Regions from separate parts of the Homo sapiens genome. Here region 2 is linked to region 1. A link is an interaction called in ENCODE POLR2A ChIA-PET data of the cell type or tissue named here. Cell type or tissue: HepG2. All regions are shown on one strand. Each heading gives the region's core, and the rest is flanking DNA. Links, peaks and the distances in the headings are about the cores only.

What was found. Peaks named below come from ENCODE experiments on the same cell type or tissue, not always from the same donor. Only the 100,000 strongest peaks of a DNase experiment are listed, where the experiment ranks them.
Region 2: POLR2A ChIA-PET joins it to region 1 with 12 read pairs; 4 of 35 experiments call an interaction of 5 or more read pairs at or near these places.

What each region holds. Positions count from the first base shown.
Region 1 is chr6:42,062,311-42,067,681 of GRCh38, forward strand. TAF8 (TATA-box binding protein associated factor 8) reads left to right here. Exons shown (of 9, transcript NM_138572.3): 6 at 4,002-4,149. Among named protein-coding and RNA genes, the nearest start is that of TAF8, 14 kb to the left of the region's middle. In HepG2, for the core only: no CTCF peak of the experiment used is centred there; no DNase peak of the experiment used is centred there.
Region 2 is chr6:41,766,609-41,771,979 of GRCh38, forward strand. FRS3 (fibroblast growth factor receptor substrate 3) reads right to left here. Exons shown (of 7, transcript NM_006653.5): 6 at 5,208-5,356; 7 at 3,568-4,925. The coding sequence ends at 4,011. Among named protein-coding and RNA genes, the nearest start is that of FRS3, 11 kb to the right of the region's middle. RefSeq lists an enhancer at 815-1,667. In HepG2, for the core only: no CTCF peak of the experiment used is centred there; DNase peaks (open chromatin) are centred at 783 and 2,263.

The DNA.
Region 1 (5,371 bases), core at 89-5,088:
GAAAACCCTGTTATTCAGACACGTGGGTCCAGATTCTGGCCCCACATCAGTATGATTTTAATGTTTTAGCCTACAGAAAAAAGCTAAATAATTTCTTTTAAATCTTAGCCAACTTGTTGATACCCACAGAATTTTTACACGATCAACCCTTTACAAACCTTTTTTACTTAGCTTAAATCTTCAGTTTCGATTCTGTTACTCTTTTAGGTTAAGACAATCTTTTTTTTTTTTTTTTTTTTTTTTGAGACAGAGTCTTGCTCTGTTGCCAGGCTGGAGTGCAGTGGTGCGATCTCAGCTCACTGCAACCTCCACCACCTCCCGGGTTCAAGTGATTCTCCTGCCTCAGCCTCCCAAGTGGCTGGGACTACAAGCGCCTGCCACCAAGCCTGGCTAATTTTTTTTTTTTTCTTAAGTAGAGATGGGGTTTCACCATATTGACCAGGCTGGTCTCGAACTCCTGACCTTGTGATCCACCTACCTTGGCCTCCCAAAGTTTTGGGATTACAGGCATGAGCCACCGTGCCTGGCCAAGACAATCTTTAAAACCCTCTGAACTAGACAAAATTACATTCCCTTTAACAAAAGCTATGGCTAAAGCTATGCCAAGTTCACATGGCATTCTCTATCTCTGTCTTCCTGTGGCCAGCTTCTTAGGAGGACACTAGTCATATTGCACTAGGGACCCACCTTACCTTAGTAAGACCTCATCTTCACTGTGCTTACATCTGCAGTGACCCTATTTCCAAATAAGGTCATATTGTGAGGTACTAGGACATATCAAAAATGTTTTTTTGTGGGGACACAGTTCAACCCATAACATTCTTTAACTCTTTTATATAGTATATCCCTATCTGTAACATTTTTTTTTGAAACAGGGTCTCACTTTGTTGCCCAGGCTGCTGGAGTGCAATGGGCGATCTCAGCTCACCACAGCCTCGACCTTCTAGGCTCAAGTGATCCTCCCACCTCAACCTCCCGAGTAGCTGGGACTACAGGGGTGCACCACCATGCCCAGCTAATTTTTGTATCTTCTGTAGAGACAAGATATCGCCATGTTGCCCAGGCTGGTCTCAAACTCCTGGGCGCAAGCAGTTCACCCAGGCATGGGTACATACTCCAGTATATGTTTGCTTATTTATGTGAATATTATAATGTAACATTGTACAAAATAATGTACATTAAAAGATAATCTTACCCTTTTAAAATGTTCAGGAAACCTATAACCTTTTCTAGCGGGAGCAATTGCCTCTGCTTTTTATTTTTTGAAATCATAGGGTTTTTGTTTGTTTTGTTGTTCTTGTTTGTTTTGTTGTTGTTGTTATTTTATAGAGATGGGGACAGGTTTTTTGTCTTTCTGTGGTGCTCAAGCTGGTCTTGAACTCCTAGCCTTAAGTAGTCTTTGCACCTTGGCCTCCCAGAGTGCTGGGATTACAGGCATGCACCACTGTGCTCAGTCTTTTTTTAGAGGTGGAGTTCTCGCTCTGTTGCCCAGGCTGGAGTGCAGTGGTGTAATCATGGCACTACAGCTTTGAACTCCCGGGCTCAAGCAGTCCTCCCACCTCAGCCTGCAGAGTAGCTAGGACCACAAGCACACGCTACCATGCCAGCCTAGAAATCTTGGTTTAATACTTGATGGAATAGTAAGTTGGAGGTCAGAATCTAAGATTAGTTTATTTTGATACTTTAATGGCTCTCATAGTTGAAAATGGTACATCACAAACATATGTAACATCATTGGCTGCTCTTAATAAATCATAAAACTAATTTTTTTCATCCTCATTTACTCATTATCCAAAGAATTTGGTTGAAAATTTTCTATTAAATTTCTAATTTATTGAGTGCCAAAAGTTGTCTTAGGAATCATTACAAGATTTTGCATTTTAATGTTTTTAACAAGTACAATATGTTCAAAATCCACTCATTTTATTATTGGGAAGTTTTGGGGTTTTTTTGTGGGGGGTGGACAGAGTCTCGCTCAGTCCCCCAGGCTGGAGTGCAGTGGTGTGATCTCGGCTCACTTCAACCTCTGTCTCCCAGGTTCAAGCGATTCTCATGTCTCAGCCTCCCCCAAGTAGTTGGGATTACAGGTGCCCACCACCACGCCTGGCTAATTTTTGTATTTTTAGTAGAGACCGGGTGTTACCATGTTGACCAGGCTAGTCTCAAACTCCTGACCTCAGGTAATCTATCCGCCTCGGCCTCCCAAAGTGCTGGGATTACAGGTGTGAGCCACCACACCCAGCCTTTTGGGAAGATTTTTAACACGTCAGAAAATTCTGTTTCTTTGTTTAAGTACAGATGTGAGAACTGTATAGGTGACACACTTGAACTGATGGTGACAACAAAGAAACATTTCCAGGTGCCTTCTTTAAAAATGCTATCTCAGCCTGTAATCCCAGCACTTTGGGAGGCTGAGGCGGGTGGATCACAAGGTCAGGAGATCGAGACCATCCTGGCAAACACAGTGAAACCCGTCTCTACTAAAAATACAAAAAAATTAGCCAGGAGTGGTGGCAGGCGTCTGTAGTCCCAGCTACTCGGGAGGCTGAGGCAGGAGAATGGCATGCACCCGGGGGGCGGAGCTTGCAGTGAGCAGAGATCCCGCCACTGCACTCCAGCCTGGGTGACAGAGCAAGACTCTGTCTCAAAAAAAAAAAAAAAAAAAAAATGGTATCTCAGTATCATGAAGAGTAGTTACTTTATTGGTCGTTGTTAAAATGTCACCGTTGCCATTACCAATTAAAATGTTTTCCGGCTGGGCGCGGTGACTCACACCTGTAATCCCAGCACTTTGGGAGGCCAAGGTGGGTGGATCATCTGAGGTCAGGAGTTCGAGACCAGCCTGGCCAACATGATGAAACCCCATCTCTACTAAAAATACAAAAATTAGCTGGGCATGGTGGCACGTGCCTGTAGTCCCAGCTACTCAGGAGTCTGAGGCAGGAGAATCGCTTGAACCCAGGAGGTGGAGGTTGCAGTGAGCTGAGATGGCGCCACTGCACTCCAGCCTGGGTGACAGAGCAAGACTCTGTCTCCAAAAAATAAAAATAATAAAATAAAAAGTTTTGGCTCATTTCTCATTCTGATCTCAATCATTTTCACTCCATAACTTGATTGCCAGCAAGCTCATAATTAGGAGGAAGAGTAGCAGCCTGCCGTTTTCTTGGTCACTTGCACGTATAATAAGATCTTCAGCCTCTCTTTCTTTGAGGGAATCTTTTTGGAACAATGTATCCATATTGTGAGGATTGATTTAATAAGATGGGATGGTATAATCCACAAGTCCACATAGGCAGCCACTCCCATACTGCAGGAGGTCACATTGCGCTGATGGAACCTGTGGTCCCCATCAGGGCTTCCCTGGGGGCACTCCCACTCTTTCTTCACGATGCGTCTCTTAGACCCGAGACCATCTGTCATGGGAGCTGAATGAAGGCTCCAAGACAATCTCTACAGTAAATATTTGTACATTTCTTAATTTTTAATTAGAAATGAATATTAATGTAGTTACATTGTTTTTCCACCTTTCTACTGTGCTTTGGTGATCTTGGCTCTAACTAATAGTATTGGGTCATTTAATTTAATTTTATTTATTTATTTATTTTTTGAGACAGAGTCTCGCTCCTGCTGCACAGGCTGGAGTGCAATGATGCAGTCTCGGCTCACTGCAACCTCCGCCTCCTGGGTTCAAGCGATTCTCCTGCCTCAGCCTCCCAAGTAGCTGGGATTACTGGTGCCCACCACCACACCCAGCTAATTTTTGTATTTTTGGTAGAGACGGGGTTTCGTTATGTTGGCCAGGCTGGTCTCAAACTCCTGATCTCAGGTGATCCACCAGCCTTGGCCTCCCAAAGTGCTGGGATTACAGGTGTGAGCCACTGTGCCTGGCCTGGTATTGGGTCATTTTAGAGAACAGGGCATAGCAACAGCAAGCCAGGGAGCTGATGAAAGCAGAATGATACTTCGGCATCACCCCAGTGTCTTTGCTGCTCTCTTCGTAGACGTACCGTGAGCCCGTGTCAGACTACCAGGTCCTGCGGGAGAAGGCTGCATCCCAGAGGCGCGATGTGGAGCGGGCACTTACCCGTTTCATGGCCAAGACAGGCGAGACTCAGAGTCTTTTCAAAGATGACGTCAGCACATTTCCATGTGAGAGTTGCCCCACTGTGTGGACCCTGTCTTATTTGAAACACTCACATTATCTTTTCTTTCTCTCAGCATGGTAGGAAGAAACAAATAAGCTTTTGTCCTTCCCTTGGGTACAGCTTGCCTCTCAGATTTCTGGCTCCCTTCCCCAGGTCTTAAGAGTCTGTCCTTAACTGACGACTCCAAAACAGTAATGGTCTCTGTTGGGACTGGCTGCTTGAGGTCCATAGAGTTACCTTGAGGGTAGCCTAGGCCTAGGCATCAGAGACACTTGGTGGCAGCCCAGGTAGTAGAAGAACATTGGCATCAGGGGCCAGTTGCCCATCGTGATGTTCCCTCGTAGGTCCCACCTCATTTAACTTGGCATCTCAGCACTATTTGGCCATGTTGACCAAGCTACTTCATTTCCAAAGACCTCAGTTTTTACAAATGTGAGTGAGGGAGGTTGGTTTGGGTGATTCATTCATTCAGCAAGCTCCTGTGGAACGCCCGCTGTGTGCCTGGCTCTGGAATAACAGCAGCTGCCGGTTGTTAAGTGCCAGATACTGTGCTCATCATTTCCCATACATTATCTCATTAAATCCTCTTGTGAGCCTCTGAGTTGGGAACTGATATATCACTACCTTCATAGGAACCCTTCAATGAGGCACAAGAGAAGAGAAATGAAGTCACTTCCTCAAGGAACATGGCTAGTAGACATCATTCAAACCTAGCTCTTACTGCAGGACCCCACATCTGACCCACAGCAAAAATAATTCTGGAGTTTTTGTGGGTTTTTTTGAGACAGAGTCTTGCTTTGTCATCCAGCCTGGAATACAGTGGCGCAATCTCTGCTCACTGCAACCTCCGCCTCCCGGGTTCCAGCGATTCTTCTGCTTCAGCAAGTAGCTGGGACTACAGGCAGGAGCCACCACACCCAGCTAATTTTTTGTATTTTTAGTAGAGACGGGGTTTCACCCAGTTGGCCAGGTTGGTCTTGAACTCCTGAGCTCAAGTGATCTGCCTGCCTCAGCCTCCCAAAGTGCTGGGATTATAGGCATGAGCCACCACACCCAGCCAATTCTAGAGTATTTTCTAACAGTCACATTCTACCATAGAAGTACACACAGAGACTTTTTCTTTTTCTGTTTTGAGACAGGATCTCACTTTGTCGCCCAGTCTTGAGTACAGTGGCACAAACAGCTCACTGCAGCCTGGACCTCCTGGACTCAAATGAGTCTCCCAC
Region 2 (5,371 bases), core at 372-5,371, 300 kb before region 1:
GAGGGCTTGTTAGGTAGTGAGCTCCCTGTCCTGGAAATGTAAGTATCTTCAGGACTCCTGTTGCAGAAATCCCTGGATGGGTCCTAGCTTAGCTGCCCTACAAGCTCTGAGATTCTATCTTGGACCCTGTGAACTATACAGAGCCCTGAAGGGCTCACACAGGCCCTCCCCACCCTTGCCTCCGCCCTCCCTATACCTTTCTGAAAGCCCACGGGTGCCTCATTACAAGACCCCCCACCTGTGAGTAGGACACCCCTTGAAGATATTGGTCAGAGAGCGCCCCAGAGCTCAGGAAGCCTAAGCTCTGAGGGCCTCCCATGAGGCTGATTTGCTCTCTGGAGAGGCAGGCAGGGGCGAGTGAAGTCAAGCCTCTTCTTGCACACCTGCTCTGGCCTCTCCCGTCGACACAACCAGGAGCCATTTCTGAGGAAATGAGAGTAGAGGGGCAGAGTTGGTAGGTGGGCATAGGGCAGGCCCCAGGGGAGAGCAGGTTCACCCTATAGTTAACTGGGAAAGGCCTTGGCTTGGATTTCAGGATTCCTGAGTGGGAGCACTGGAATGTGATCCCCTGCTGGGACTCAATCCAGGGAGAAGCACCCAACACAGTCTCCCTGCAGCCCACCTGAGAGAATGAGGCTCCTTCAGGCCAGGCAGGGAGCAGGGGGTGGAGGAGACACACGACAGGCATCCAGCCCTAGCCCAAGCCACCAATTAACTTCATGGCCTGAGGCAAGTTACGTCACCTCTTGGCCTGTTTCCTCCTCTGTACAGTGATGATAACATCCCGCCAGTGAGGCCTGATAAATATTCGACAAGGCCCTGTGGAAAGCTGACTGTGTTTATACCCTTGTAAAGTGCTATTATTACCCGGGGGGACCTTGGGAAGGGCCCCTCCTGGTCTGACCTGAAATGTCACTCCCAGACAGGATGCTGGATCCTGTCCTTTCCTGAGGGCAGCCCAGGGGTGGGTAGGGCCTGTTTCTAAAGAAGAGAACCCAGCACTCGGCAAACATGCACTGATGCTGGTGATGATCTTTGGATGATGATGGTGATGGAAACTGATTCCATCTGTGCACCACAGCCTGACGGCAGGGCGGGCTCAAACACAGGGGCGGCAGTTACCCTCCTGGGCATCGCTCCCACCCACCCCTTCCCGCCAGGAAAGCTGTCCACTCACACCCTGTCCTTCCCTCGAGAGGAAAATTCCTGTAGTAGACCTCATGGGCCAGAGGCAGTGACCAGGGGAGGGGACAGGAAAGGTTGGGGGCCACACTGAGCTGGAAGTCGACTCCTTCGACACCCCCAAGCCCCACAAAATGATCATCGAAGCAATTATGACTTGCTCTAGGGAGACCCCAGGGGTCAGGCCAGGATCTGGCGACCCAGAGAATGAGAATAACTGCCCCTTCTTGATTTGTTCAGCAAAGCGACAGCCTAGGGGGACTTAAGAGTTGTGACTTCTAAGGGAACAGCTGAGTTGTTAACACAGCTTGCAGGAGCCTTGTCTACTTCCAAAGTGGGGCCATGTTCATCGTTTCATTGGCTACTTCTCATACCAGCTCCATGTCTTCCAGGTACAAAAGCCGAGCCCAATTGGGTAACCAAATGCTTAAGGTAGCAGAGATAATGACCCAGTCAGGACAGGTCTCTTAAGCCAGCCTCTGGCTACCCCATCATAGTATCTGTCCATCGATAAGGCGGAGCCTGCACTGACCCATGAGTCACAAACACGGCCAGGACCCCTAAGCCTGGTCCCGGCATAGCCATACCTGCCCCCACATATCCACCCTCCTGTTTGGAGACACCCACCACCCCAACTGTGGAGGTCATGAGTAGTAGCAGGGGTAGTGTATGTGGACATCCAAACAGAATTGAGCTGCTTGGTAAGGCTGCAGAGAGAAGACAGCATTTCCCTACTACAGTGTGGAAAACTGCAATGAATCCAGCCTGCAGCAGGTGACCCCTCTGGTCCAGAGATCAAAAGGATATAAGGGGGAGAAGGGTTTGGTGCCAGCTCTGGGGTTGTGGCAGCTGCCCTCTTGAGCTCTGCTGGGCCCCACTCGAAGGGCCTTTTCACATCCTGTTGTGGCCAGTCGTCACTGCCCATTTCACTGACAGAAAGTGACACCTGAGGTCGGGGGGTCTGAAAGCTTCCAGTCCAACCCCCACTCAGAGGAGGTAGGATCCAGGAAATGAGGCCCAGGCAGCAGTGTCCTGGACAGTAGGAGGGGGAGGGAACTGGGTGGGGTGTCTCGCCTGGGCTTGTTTCCTTGGTGACGAAGAGGACAGGTCTGCTTGCTCCACAGGACAGGGAGCTGGAGCACAAACAGTGACAAGGCTTTTCCCCAAGTTGGACAAACACAACTCTCATTCTTCACCTGGGCCCTGAGTGGCTTATCACAAAAGCAGCATTTCCTTTAGATGAACCGCACTGGGGTTTCAGACAGAAATGGAGTCTTGGAGGAAAGGAAGCCAGCAAGAGGAGGAGGAGGAGGAGAGAGGCAGCCTCATGACAGAGAAAGGAGCTCCTGGAACAGATCAGCACTAGGTTGTGTGTGCAGCACAGCCCCGCTGGACCCTGTGCTTCCAGGCAGGTGCTCCAATGTGGCGGCTCTGTTAGCGCCCAGCCTTGTGGCAGGGTAGAGGCATCCTAACAGTCCATTCCTGAAGGGACGTTCTCTAGGAAAGACACTTAGCAAGCCAGATTATCTAGTTACACATTACACTGTATTTTTTCATTTTGCTATAATCCTAGGATTTTAGTAAAGTCCTGTTTAAAGGTTTGGTCTTGACTCAGCCATGCTGGGGGCAGCTAAGGAGGATCCAGGATCCATCTCTGGGCCAAGGTGGTAAAGGACAGCAGTGCCCTTTGGGGCCTGCCTATTGGCAGGGGCGTCAGTGAGGGCTCCCCAAGAAGGCGAAGGTGTCTCTTCTGTAGCTGTGCCCGCTCCGCTGCACTCCTCACCTGTTACCAGCCTCAGAGGGCTGGGCTCTACCTCATTAGGGCAGTCCTCACAGGCTCCCCTTTTGGCTTCTAGGACTCCAGCCATCCCACCCCTTTCCTTCAACAGAGCATCCATCCCTGGCAACTGTAGGTTCATGACCAGGGCTTCTTGGAGGAGAAAAATAAATGACTGGCCGGGCGCGGTGGCTCACGCCTGTAATCCCAGCACTTTGGGAGGCTGAGGTGGGTGGATCACCTGAGGTCAGGAGTTTGAGACCAGGCTGGCCAACATGGAGAAGCCCCATCTCTACTAAAAATACAAAAATTAGCTGGGCACGGTGGCAGGCACCTGTAACTCTAGCTACTTGGGAGGCTGAGGCGGGAGAACTGCTTGAGCCCGGGAGGTGGAGATTGCAGTGAGCTGAAATCACGCCACTGCACTCCAGCCTGGGCCACAAGAGCGAAACTCTGTCTCAAAAAAAAAAAAAATCATGGACTTGTCACAAAAACCATAACTGACCCAAATTCCCCAGAGTGAAGCCCTTACCTCGATTAGGCCTGCCCTGTGTCCAACCCAGGACCACACCAGAAAAGATTCCCTAAGAAGATGATATCCACTGGGCCAGAATTTAAAAATAATTATATTAATAATAAATATGTTAAATTACATTTAAAACAATAAATAGAAAAATAAACTGATAAATAAAATCAACAGGTACAAAATGTTTCAAAATTCCAACCAAAAAAAACACACACGGACAGTCGGCAGACAAGACAAATGGACAGAACGGGAGGGCGCTAAACGCAATCACAGGAACCCTTCACAGTTGACGTCTCGGCTCCCTCCTCGCCTGGTCACCCTTCTCTCCCCAGCCTGGAGACAGACCAGGAGACTCGGTGGCTGATATCTCTGGGGACTCCAGCCAGCACAGGGAAGCATCTGGTCCCACCTCCATGCCTTCTGCAAAGCAACCCTGAACCCTGGGGAGGGTGGGTTCAGAGGACAGGAGTGTGAGGCAGAGGCTGGATCATGGTGGGGCAGAGGGTGGTGAGGACCGGGAAGTCCCTACAGAGGCAGGTCGGTGCTGTTGTGCCGGGTTTTCCTGGCGGTGCCATCGTCTCGGGGCAGAGCTCTCTGCAGGTTGGACATGGCCACGGTCTTTTTGAGGTCAATCACGGCGTAGGAGTCTGAGCTTCGGGCAGGGTGGGTGGTGGGCATGGGGGCTTGGGGGCTCGAGGGGTTCTGGGGCCCCTTAGGGCGGTCTCCACCCCAGCCCTTTAGCTCCACCTGGATGTAGTTAAGCTGCCTTGGGGGCTCGGGCCCCGGCCGGCGGAAATCAAAGTTGAAGACCCTTGGGGAGCCGCGGCGGCGGGTCAGTGGCACAGGAAAGCTGCCGTGGCTGCGGATGGCGGCCCGGGTGCTGGTGGGCTTCTGCAGTGGGGTCTCGTCCTCCTCACCATCAGGGAAGCCATTGGAAGAGGGTGTGAGCCCATCCCTCGAGTCCCCATCATCCCCAGCCTCCCCTCCCAGCTGCTGGGCTTGGCTTTCCCACACAGGGGGCAGTGGGGGCAGGTTCTCATAGTGCAGCAGGGCGGCCCGGCGGTGGGCAAGGCCATTCCAGCCCGGCTCCTCTGGGCTCAGTCTCCAGCCAGCCCCTCGCCACAGCCCCCCGGTGACGTTCTCGTAGGTGCACTTGGGCTGGGCTGGACACTCAGAAGGGGCCTCATTGTTATTATTGTGGTGTGGGGGGTCATGCAGGCTGGGACAGAGGCCCTGGCACTTCACCATGTGCCGCCGAGCAGGGGTCGGGCCCAACACAAACTTCACCTGGCCTGGCTGCAAGAACACCTGTGGGTCCCGTTGGTCAGGTCCCCGGGCCTGCGGGAGGAAGGGTGCCTGACCCTCAGGCAGGGGCTGCAGGCAGTGGCGGCCCCTGCGGTGGTCATCTTCACTGGCCGGTGTGTTGACATAGGTGTGGGACTGGGGAAAGAGTCCAAGTGAGGCAGGAGTGTCCCAGGGCAGGGAGAAAAGAGAACAGAAGGGACAGGATGAGAGAAAAGAAGCACACAGAAAAAGACCTGGAGTTTCTTCTTCCTTGTCCTCCAACCCTTCTGAGGAAGCTGCTCCCTTTTGGGGACAGGAAGGGACCGTTACAATGTTCTTCCCCTTCCCGTGATCCTTACTGGGAGGAGGTGGCCTTATTTCCTATCCCTCGTCCCCACCCAGACCAACAGGGCAGGGGCTGGCCGGCTGCGTGCTCACCTGCTCATCAGGAGCAATGAGGGCATGGGTGGACTCTTCCCCAAGCGAGGGGTGCCGCAGGCTGCTTGTCGAGAGCCGCCGGGGAGCTGAGAATCGTGGGCCCTCTCCAGGGCAGCCATTGGAAAAGCTGGAGACAGTGTAGCCTAGAGCTGAGCACACGGGAG